Regions from separate parts of the Homo sapiens genome. Here region 1 is linked to region 2. A link is a contact called in ENCODE Hi-C or POLR2A ChIA-PET data. All regions are on one chromosome and are shown on one strand. Each heading gives the region's core, a stretch centred on a gene start or an enhancer-like site at or near the end of the contact. The rest is flanking DNA. Distances are from core to core; before and after follow the strand shown. Region 1 overlaps ANGPTL4 (angiopoietin like 4). Region 2 has its middle 4.5 kb from the start of FBN3.

Region 1 (5,254 bases), core at 2,085-4,584, 210 kb after region 2:
CAGCTACTGGGGAGGCTGAGGCAGGAGAACCTCTTGAACCCGGGAGGCGGAGGTTGCAGTGAGCCGGGATCATGCCATTGCACTCCAGCCTGGGCGACAGAGCTCGACTCCATCTCAAAATAATAATAATAATAAATAAAATAAAATACAAATACAAAAATTAGCCAGGTGTGGTGGCAGCTACTTGGGAGGCTGAGACACAAGAATCACTTGAGTCTGGGAGGCAGAGGTTGCAGTGAGCCAAGATTGCGCCACTGCACTCCAACCTGGGTGACAGAGCGAGACTCTGTCTGAAAAAATAAAAAATAAGCCAGGCATAGAGCTGCATGACTGTAGTCCCAGCTACACAGGAGGCTGAAAACAGGAGGATCGCCTGACCCCAGGAGTTGGAGGCTGCAGTGAGCTGTGACAGCACCACTGCACTCCAGCCTGGGCGAGAGAACGAGACCCCGTCATTGGGAAAAAAAAGAAAAAAGAAAGACTCCCTTGCCTGGCCTCAGCGGATGGAGATTTGGAAGGATGGATGAGTGGATGAATTAAGAGGTTGGGGTAGGCAAGCTGGGTCCTCACCAAGGTTTTCACCCCTCCCCAGACACAACTCAAGGCTCAGAACAGCAGGATCCAGCAACTCTTCCACAAGGTGGCCCAGCAGCAGCGGCACCTGGAGAAGCAGCACCTGCGAATTCAGCATCTGCAAAGCCAGGTAACCCTAGGATCAAGGGAGAAAAGGTCCCTCTGATAGCTGGACCCCAGGTTGAGAGGGAGGTGGTGAGAACTGGACGTGTGGCTGGGGACGTGGGGCCAGGCAGGACCTGACACCCTCCTCCCGTCCCATCCTAGTTTGGCCTCCTGGACCACAAGCACCTAGACCATGAGGTGGCCAAGCCTGCCCGAAGAAAGAGGCTGCCCGAGATGGCCCAGCCAGTTGACCCGGCTCACAATGTCAGCCGCCTGCACCGTGAGTGTCTGCCCCTCGATGCTCTCCGGTGGCCACCCCTACCCCGCCACTTGCCATTGCTGGTCCTCTCCTTGTCAGGTCCACCTTAAGGAGAAGATGTCCTGGCCTGGAGTCCCTGAGGGCTCACCAGTCTCTGGGTCAAAGCTGATGGGAGCACCTCCTTCCTCAGCCCTGACCTGGCCCAGCCAGGCCACCCAACCCTTCTCCTCTGCAAGCCAGTGGGCTGTCCCTGAAGCCCTGCTGATCACTGATTGGAACAGAGGTGGAGAAAGAGGTCTTGAGGGACTTGAGCTGCAGGGGTGCTGGAGAAGGTAGAAATGGGGTTCGGGGTGCCATCCTGAAGGTTAGAACCTTCTAGGGGAGGGTGTCATGGAGGAGGGGGTGCCAGGTAGTAGTGTTTGTAGATTTGGGCCCTCCACAATGTCTTGGGGTATGTGGGAATTAGGGCTGGGAACCCCCAGCTCCCAGACCAGAAACACTCTTGTATCTTACAAATCCAATGCTCCAGGTCCCTGACCCCTCTTCCTCCTTCCTCTCTTGTTCTCCTCCTCCCTCCCCGCCCCCGCCGGCCCCCTCCCCACCGCAGAAAGTGGGCTTTTGCTGCCACCACAAGTTGTAGGTGCTTTATTCCCAAATCTCCGTTCATCTCGAACCACAGCATGTCCACGTGTGTCCGATGCAGACTCGCGGTTCTCTAAGTTCACGGCCCCACACGGTTTCTCTGTGGTCCTCATCCTTCCCTGCATCTGTGGCTGTCCACAGCCAACTGGGTGAAAGTTTGGATCCCCCTCTCACACCCTAGGGTCAGTGGCAGGCTTCCAGCACTGTAGACCTGAGGGTTCTCTCCTCCCCAAGCTCCCGCTCCTTCCCACCTCCGTGCTGCCCGCCCCCAACCCCGCCAGGCTAGCATCTCAGCGTGGTCAGGGTCCTGTCCACCCTCCCAAAGCCACCATCCCAGGATGAGGGGCTTCTGGAGGGTGACGGGGGAAGGCACAAGTCCTGGCTGGGAAATGCGGTGGAAGGGGGCAGGGGTTCTGTGGGTTCGGGACTCCCAGACTCTTGGCTCAGGCCCGCCAAGTAGGAGAAAGTTCAGAGCTGGGAAGGCGAACAGCTGGCATTCATGGAAGCCACACTGGTGGTTTGGCCGCGTGCCCATCCTTACTGGATGGGAGGAAAGTAGGGGAAAGGGGAGATGCCTGAGGGGCCGGAAAGCGTCTTCCTGGTCACTCTGGGCCCGCCCCCACCCCCACCGTGCAGACTCATTTCGACCTTTCCCCTACTTTTCCGGCTGGGCTGGGGGCGGTTCCTCCCAGTCTGGAGCGTCTGAGCCTCCAGACGTGCTCAACGCCATCCTCCCCTCCTCCCTCCCTCTTTCTTTCCTCAACCCTGCCTCCTCTCCCTCTAGGAGCTGGGACCCCAGGCAGAGCCTCTGAGATGCTCCTGCTCAGCACAGTTCTTCCCGTTCTGGACCTGCTGCCTCATTCATTCATTCATTCATTCATTTGTCAAGACTGTTTTGTTTGCTTTTTGAGACGGAGTCTCGCTCTGTTGTCCAGGCTGGAGTGCAGTGGCGCAATCTCAGCTCACTGCAACCTCTGCCTCCCACTGGGTTCAAGTGATTCTCCTGCCTCAGCCTCTCAAGTAGATGGGATTATAGGCGCCTACCGCCACCACGCCCAGCTAATTTTTATTCATTTATCAAGTCTTTTTTTTTTTTGAGACAGAGTCTCACTCTGTCACCCAGGTTGGAGTGCAATGGTTCAACCTCAGCTGACTGCAACCTCTGCCTCCCGGGTTCAAGTGATTCTCCTGCCTCTGCCTCCTAAGGAGCTGGGATTACTGGCGTCCACCATCACACCCAGCTAATCTTTGTATGTTTTACTAGAGATGGGGTTTGGCCATGTTGACCAGGCTGGTCTCAAACTCCTGACCGATCCGCCCGCCTCCCAAAGTGCTGGATTACAGGCATGAACCACTGCGCCCGGCCCATTCCTCAAGTCTTTATTGAGCAGCTGCTATGCGCTGGGGCCTGCGTGGATGCTGGTGCCAGGCTGTGGGCAGAGCTGCTCCTTGTCCCCAGCCTCATGGAGCCTCCATTGAGTCAGAGGAGAGACCATTAGATGACCTCAGTGTCCAGGAGTGGGAAGTCCTTGCTCAATTCCCATTTGGGGTGTTCTGGCCTGGTCTGGGGGTGAGGCAAGGCAGGGTGTCCTTCCAGAAGCTGGGACCCAGAGAGAGAAGTGAGGAAAGAGAGTCCCGCCGGGCGCAGTGGTTCACACCTGTAATCCCAGCACTTTGGGAGGCCAAGGCTGGCGGATCACGAGGTCAGGAGATCGAGACCAGTCTGGCCAACATGGTGAAACCCCCGTCTCTACAAATAATGCAAAAACTAGTCGGGCGTGGTGGCACATGCCTGTAGTCCCAGCTGCTCCGGAGGCTGCGGCAGAATTGCTTGAACCTGGGAGGCGGAGGTTGCAGTGAGCCAAGATTGCGCCACTGCACTCCAGCCTGGCGACAGAGCGAGACTCCGTATCAAAAAACAAAACAAAAAAAGAGAGTCCCAGGCAGGGGGAACAGCATGTGCAAAGTCCCTGTGGCAGGACGGTGTGTGGTACAAGGGTGGGAAGAAAGCCTGTGTGCCAGAGAGGGTGTGGGTACAGCATGGCAGGAGGAGGATGGGCACGGGGGCTGGTCCTCCAGGTGCCTTGTGGACCATGCTGAGGAAGGACATAGGGAGCCATGGAAGAGGTTAGGCAGATGGCAGAGAGGTGGTCATGAGATAAGATTTGCCTTTTACTTCCCTGGTCATCCACTGTTAAGCCCCCAGATATGCCTGGCTCCTGAGACCCCCCCCAGGGGCTGCCCTCCTGTTTCAAGTCTCCACTTTATCTCCCTTCAGGGCTGCCCAGGGATTGCCAGGAGCTGTTCCAGGTTGGGGAGAGGCAGAGTGGACTATTTGAAATCCAGCCTCAGGGGTCTCCGCCATTTTTGGTGAACTGCAAGATGACCTCAGGTAGGGTGTGTTAGTCCACCAGGGGCCCCTCTCCCCATAGGCCCTGTTGTCTTTCTTTAAATTGAAAACAAAACAAAACAAAAAAATTAAAGGCAGGGTCTTGCTATGTTGCCCAAGCTGGTCTTTTTTTTTTTTTTTTTTTTTGAGATGGAGTTTTGCTCTTGGAGCTGGAGTGCAATGCCACGATCTCAGCTCACTGAAACCTCCGCCTCCCGGGTTCAAGCAATTCTCCAGCGTCAGCCTCCCCAGTAGCTGAGACTACAGGTGCGAGCAACCACACCCAGCTAATTTTTGTATTTTTAGTAGAGACTGGGTTTCACCATGTTGGTCTGGCTGGTCTCAAACTCCTGACCTCAAATGATTTGCCGACTTTGGCCTCCCAAAATGCTGGGATTATAGGCATTAGCCACTGCTCCTGGCCTCTTTTCTTTAAAATGCAGCCCTTGTCTGGGTGTAGTGGCTCATATCTGTAATCCCGACACTTTGGGAGGCCTATCATGAGGATCACTTGAGCCCAGAAGTTCGAGACCAGCCTGGACAACATAGTGAGAGCTCATCTTTACAAAAAATTTTGTAAAAGTAAAAAAAAAGGCCAAGTGCAGTGGCTCACACCTGTAATCCCAGCACTTTGGGAGGTTGAGGCAGACAGATCACGAGGTCAGGAGTTCGAGACCAGCCTGACCAACATGGTGAAACCCCGTCTCTACTAAAAATACAAAAATTAGCCGGGCATGGTGGTGTGCACCTGTAATCCCAGCTACTCAGGTGGCTGAGGCAGGAGAATCTCTTGAACCTGGGAGGCAGAGGTTGCAGTGAGCTGAGATGACGCCACCGCACTCCAGCCTGGGCGACAGAGCGAGACTCCGTCCCCCCATCAAAAAAATAAAAAAGAGAAAATAAAATAAAATAAAATAAAATTCAGCCCTTGCTGGGCATGGTGGCACATGCCTGTAGTCCCAGCTACTCGGGAGGCCAAGGCAGGAGGGTCACTTCAGCCCAGGAGTTAAAGGCTGCCGTGAGCCGTGATCACACCTGTGAATAGCCACCGCACTCCAACCTGGGCAACACAACAAAACCTCGTTTCTAAAAAAAAACAAAGGCTGAGCACGGTGGCTTACACCTGAAATGCCAGCACTTTGGGAGGCTGAGGCGGGCAAATCACTTGAGGTCAGAAGTTCAAGACCAGCCTGGCCAACATGGTGAAACCCTATCTCTACCAACATAAACATTAGCCGGGCGTGCCTGTGATTCCAGCTGCTTGTGGGGCTGAAGCACAAGAATCG
Region 2 (5,319 bases), core at 2,247-4,746:
AGGGCTGGGCTCGGGGAGCATGGGACAGACGCCGACTTCAGGGACAAGATCCAGTCATCCTGGCCAAGGGAGGGGCCCGTGGACCCTGTGAGAAGGGTCAGGTGGGGTGCTGGGGCATGGGGAGGGTGGACTGGGGAGGGAACCCCAGGATGGAGGTGGCCCAGCAGAGACAGGGGGGTGGGGTTCCTGTTGGAGGGTGGGCCCAGGGGCTATTGTGGACAAACCAGTTTCCCCGGCCACCTTGGACACCTCTTTCCAGGCTCCTCTGCCAAGGTCCACCCAGATTTGTTCTGCAACAAATGAATCTTACATGGGCACGGGGACAAGCACCGGGTGCCCTAGAAGCAGCCCAGCATAGGTGCAAAAGGTGGGGAGAGATTGTCCCATCCCAGGGACACTGCACAGCCACTGTTGCCATGGCTAAGTCTGGAGGAGGGCTTTCCTGGAAGAACTGTGGGCCAGGGAGCGACTCAGTCCTAGAAGTCTCCCTACCTGCCCTCCAGAAGAGAGGGGAGAAGGAAGCCGGAGGGTGTGGCAAGACCAGGATGTGGAGCTGTTGGAAGTCACCGCAACTGAAGTGCTCGAAAACGGCAGATAGTGGGCATTGGTTGTTCACAGCCCCCAACCCAAGCTACTGTCCACACCGCGTGCTGTAGTTTCAGACTTCCCATGGTGCCACCCTGGTCTGTTATGTTATTGCCAGTTATTGATGTGGTATCACAGACAGTGTCACCCCCCACTGTACCCTTATTACATCACACTGTTAAGAAGGGACATTTAGGCTGGGCATGGTGGCTCACGCCTGTAATCCCAACGCTTTGGGAGGCCGAGTTGGGCATATCACGAGGTCAGGAGATCAAGACCATCCTGGCTAACACAGTGAAACCCCATCTCTACTAAAAATATAAAAAATTGCTGGGCGCGGTGGGTCACACCTGTAATCCCAGCACTTTGGGAGGCTGAGGCGGGCGGATCACGAGCTCAGGAGATCAAAACCATCCTGGCTAACATGGTGAAACCCCGTCTCTACTAAAAATACAAAAAATTAGCTGGGCATGGTGGTGGGCGCCTGCAGTTCCAGCTACTCGGGAGGCTGAGGCAGGAGAATGGTGTGAACCCGGGAGGCAGAGCTTGCAGTGAGCCGAGATGGTGCCACTGCACTCCAGTATGGGCGACAGAGCGAGACTCCATCTCAAAAAAAAAATAAATAAAATAAAAATAAATAAAAAAATTAGCCAGGCACGGGGGCACACACCTGTAGTTCCAGGTACTTGGGAGGCTGAGGCAGGAGAATCGCTTGAACCTGGGAGGCAGAGGCTGCAATGAGCCAAGATCACGCCACTGCGCTCTAGCCTAGGCGACAGAGCGAGACTCCATCTCAAAAAAAAAAAAAGAAGGGACATTTAGGCTTTAAATCCTACCGCATATCACAGTCCCCCCACCCAGGACTGTACAAAACACATGCATGGTCTCTCCGTCAAAACTGCATCATCAGCCAGGCGCTGTGCCTCACGCCTGTAATGTCAACACTTTGGGAAGCCAAGGTGGAGGATCCTTTGAGGCCAAGAGTTCAAGGCAAGCCTGGGCAACATAGCAAGACCCCATCTCTACAAAAAAATAGAAAAATTAGCTGGGCATGGTGGCATGTACCTGTAGTCCCAGCTACTTGGGAGGCTGAGGTGGGAGGAGTGCTTGAACCCAGGAGTTTGAGGCTGCAGTGAGCTATGATGTTGCCACTGGACTCCAGCCTGGATAACAGATCATGAACCTGTCTCTAAATATGTATGTATATCATCATCATCACCATGTTCCTATTCTACAGTCACTTGTCCCTATGACCCTGTCTCATTGTCACCTGTCCATGTGACACCCTGCTCTTTTCTGGTTGCTCCGCTACCTGGGACATGCATGTCTCCTGTCACCTTTACACCTTCACCTTTCTGCTGTGACACAGTCCCCGGCTCATGGTCATACCATTACCCAGAATGTCAGGGTTCTTAACATCACAATTCACTGGCATCAGCAACAACCGGGCTCAGCAGAAAGAGTGACCAAGCGTGGTGGTGCCGCAGCCAACCACATTCACACACATCACATGCAGATCGGGCCCCAGGAAGACACCATTCATTACCATCTGGCACCCTAAGCCCTGATGCTGCTCAGTGATCCGAGATGCTGGCACCAGTTCCCCCCACCCTCAGTAAAATGAGGTCCATGGGGGCTCCAATGGGGATCTGGTGTTTTAAAGTTTTTGTTTTTGTTTTTTTGACAGAATCTTGCTCTGTCGCCCAGGCTGGAGTGCAGTGGTGCAATCTCAGCTCACTGCAACCGCCTCCCAGGTTCAAGCCATTCTCCTGCCTCAGCCTCCCAAGTAGCTGGGACTACAGGCACACATCACCATCTAGTTTTTTTTTTTTCTTTTTCTTTTTCCTTTTTTTTTTTTTTTTTTTTTTTTTAGATGGAGTCTTGCTCTGTCTCCCAGGCTGGAGTGCAGTGGTGCCATCTCGGCTCACTGCAACCTCCACCTCCCAGTTTAAGTGATTCTCCTGTTTTAGCCTCCTGAGTAGCTGGGATTACAGGTGCCTGCCACCACGTCTGGCTAATTTTGTATTTTTAGTAGAGATGGGGTTTCACCACATTGGCCAGTCTGGTCTTGAACTCCAGACCTCAGGTGATCCACCTGCCTCGGTCCCAAACTGTGGGGATTACAAGTGTGAGCCACCGCGCCTGACCCCTAGTGGATGTTCTCTTTTTTTGGTTTTTGTCCTCCCCGGACCGCCCCCGCCCCGAGATGCAGTCTTGCTCTGTCACCCAGGCTGGAGTGCAGTGGTGGGATCTTGGCTCACTGCAACCTCCTCCTCCTGGGTTCAAGGAATTCTCCTGCCTCAGCCTCCTAAGTAGCTGGGATTACAGGCGTGTGCCACCACACCCGGCTATTTTTTTTTTTTTTTTTTTGTATTTTTAGTAGAGATGGGGTTTCACCATGTTGGTCAGGCTGGTCTCGAATTCCTGACCTCATGATATGTCCGCCTTGGCCTCCCAAAGTGCTGGGATTACAGGTGTGAGCCACTGCACCTGGCCCCTAGTGGGTTTTAAAATTACAGTGTCACCTGTTGCTGTCACCTGTTGCCTTCCCATCATTCCCAGTTCCTGTGACGTTGTCACCTGTTGCTGTCACATTGTCACACTATTAATGTCCCCCAGAACTGTCCCCCCCCGCTGCTGCCACTGTCATCCCGTTAAGGTCACTGTGAGTCACGCCAGCCCCACCCTCCGTTTGACTTTCTGAGCAGCCATGGAGCCCCCCCTCATAGGCGGGACTTGACTGTGTGCACCCAGAGCCAGCAGACCCCAGATGTTCATTAGCATGAGCTCGAGGAAGGCATGGAGACAGGAGTGGGCAGGGTGTGCCCAGGAGCACAGGGTCAAGGCTGGGGACAAGGAGATGGGAGGAGGGACGGGGAGATGCCTGCAGTCTATGGTGTGTGGAGTGCGCTGGGCCAGCCTAGGCCAGGGTGGCTTGGGGACAGAGCCCTCTTTGTATAAGCACAGGAAGCAGCTGGGAGTCAAAGCATTGCATACAACGCCAGGAGTTTGGCCACGTGCCCAGGAATGAGGCTTGGAGCGGGGAGGGAAGCCGCAGAGGACCCAGGAAAGCTCTGAGGAAGAGATCAAGCTGGATCCTCACAAGAGACCCTGAAGACAGGCTCTGATATCATCCCATTACACAGATGAGGAAACTGAGGCACAGAGCCACCACATCGCCCACTGGGACCCCACCACCAGGAAAGAATACAGGCAAATCTGAACCCAGGCCACAAAGCTGGAACCTTCCCCGTGGCCTTGGGCCCCCAGCCACACCCTCACCCCATTGCCTTGATGTTCTAGCTGGGGGACCTGTCTAGGGTCCATATACAATATATTATTTCTCTTTCTAATAAACACACATGTTTGCACCTTTATACATTGTTCTGTATTTGCCCTATTTCCTCTTTGTAAAAATAATTAAAAACAAACAAACAAACAAAAAAACAGGGTCTCCCTCTGTCACCCAGGCTAAAGTGCAGTGGGGAAGATAACAGCTCACTGCAGCCTCGAATTGGGCTTAAGCAATCCTCCCACCTCAGCCTCCAGAGTAGCTAGGACTACAGGCACATACTACCTGTCTAATTTAAAAAAATTTTTTTTTTTAGAGATAGAGTCTCACTATGTTGCCCAGGCTGGTCTCGAACTCTGGGATCAAGTGATCCTCCCAACTCATCCTCCCAAAGTGCTGAGATTACAGGCATGAGCCGTCACACCTGGCCTCTTTCTCTTTCTTTCTTTCTTTCTTTCTTTCTTTCTTTCTTTTTTTTTCTTTTTTTGTTCAGACAGAGTCTCGCTCTGTCGCCCAGGCTGGAGTGCAGTGGTACACTCTCAGCTCACTGCAACCTCCACCTCCCAAGTTTAAGCGATTCTCCTGCCTCAGCCTCCTGAGTAGCTGGGAGTACAGGCGCCCACCCCACACCCTAATTTTTGTAGTTTTAGTAGAGACGGGGTTTCACCATATTGGCCAGGCTGGTCTCGAACTCCTGACCATGTGATCTGCCCGCCTCCGCCTCCCAAAGTGCTGGGATTACAGGCGTGAGCCACGGTGCCTGGCCTCTTTCTCTTTCTAATAAACACAAATGTTAGCACCTTTGTATCTTGTTCTGTATTTGCTTTTTCTCATCTTTGTAAAAAAAATATATTTTTTTCTTGCAAACTAAATCAATCCCTCTCAATTACCATCTTCTTTTTACTGTTTTCTTTTACTGAGATCAATTTCACACAACATAGCACTTACTATGTTCAAGTGTACAATTCAGTAGCGTTCAGTACACGCAGTATGTGCAGCCACCCCCTCTATCTAGTTCCAAAACGTACTCATCACCCCAGAATGAAATCCTGTCCCCATTAGCAGTTGCTCCCCATTCCCCATACCCCAGTCCCTGGCAAACACTAATCCACTTTCTATTCTCTGTGGATTTGCCTGTTCCGGACATTGCACGTATTTATTTTATTTTATTTTATTTTATTTTATTTTATTTTATTTTATTTTGAGATGAAGTCTCCCTCTGTCACCCAGGCTGGAGTGCGGTAGTATGATCTTGGCTTACTGCAACCTCCACCTCCCAGGTTCGAATGTTTCCCTGCCTCAGCCTTCCGAGTAGCAGGGATTACAGGTGCACACGGCACCGCGTCTGGCTATTTTTTTTTTTTTTGGTATTTTTAGTAGAAACGGGATTTCATCATGTTAGCCAGGCTGGTCTTGAACTCTTGGCCTCAAGTGATCCATCT

What was found. A loop is a pair of places that touch in the nucleus more often than their neighbours do. ChIA-PET counts read pairs that join two places held with the same protein, here RNA polymerase II (POLR2A). Pooled maps may share reads with other maps.
Region 1: POLR2A ChIA-PET joins it to region 2 with 11 read pairs in RWPE1. The contact joins two enhancer-like sites. A Hi-C loop is called at or near these places in 2 of 50 pooled maps. POLR2A ChIA-PET finds 5 or more read pairs at or near these places in 5 of 52 experiments (H1, RWPE1, WTC11 and 2 more).

What each region holds. Positions count from the first base shown.
Region 1 is chr19:8,365,362-8,370,615 of GRCh38, forward strand. It overlaps ANGPTL4 (angiopoietin like 4), which reads left to right. Exons shown (of 7, transcript NM_139314.3): 2 at 593-703; 3 at 841-958; 4 at 3,858-3,971. Among named protein-coding and RNA genes, the nearest start is that of ANGPTL4, 3.8 kb to the left of the region's middle. Within about 2 kb of position 3,335, at least 22 of the 41 ENCODE cell types and tissues checked have a DNase peak (open chromatin) inside an H3K27ac peak, as active enhancers do.
Region 2 is chr19:8,151,460-8,156,778 of GRCh38, forward strand. No RefSeq gene overlaps it. Among named protein-coding and RNA genes, the nearest start is that of FBN3, 4.5 kb to the left of the region's middle. RefSeq lists silencers at 2,631-2,680, 2,801-2,850. Within about 2 kb of position 3,497, at least 9 of the 41 ENCODE cell types and tissues checked have a DNase peak (open chromatin) inside an H3K27ac peak, as active enhancers do.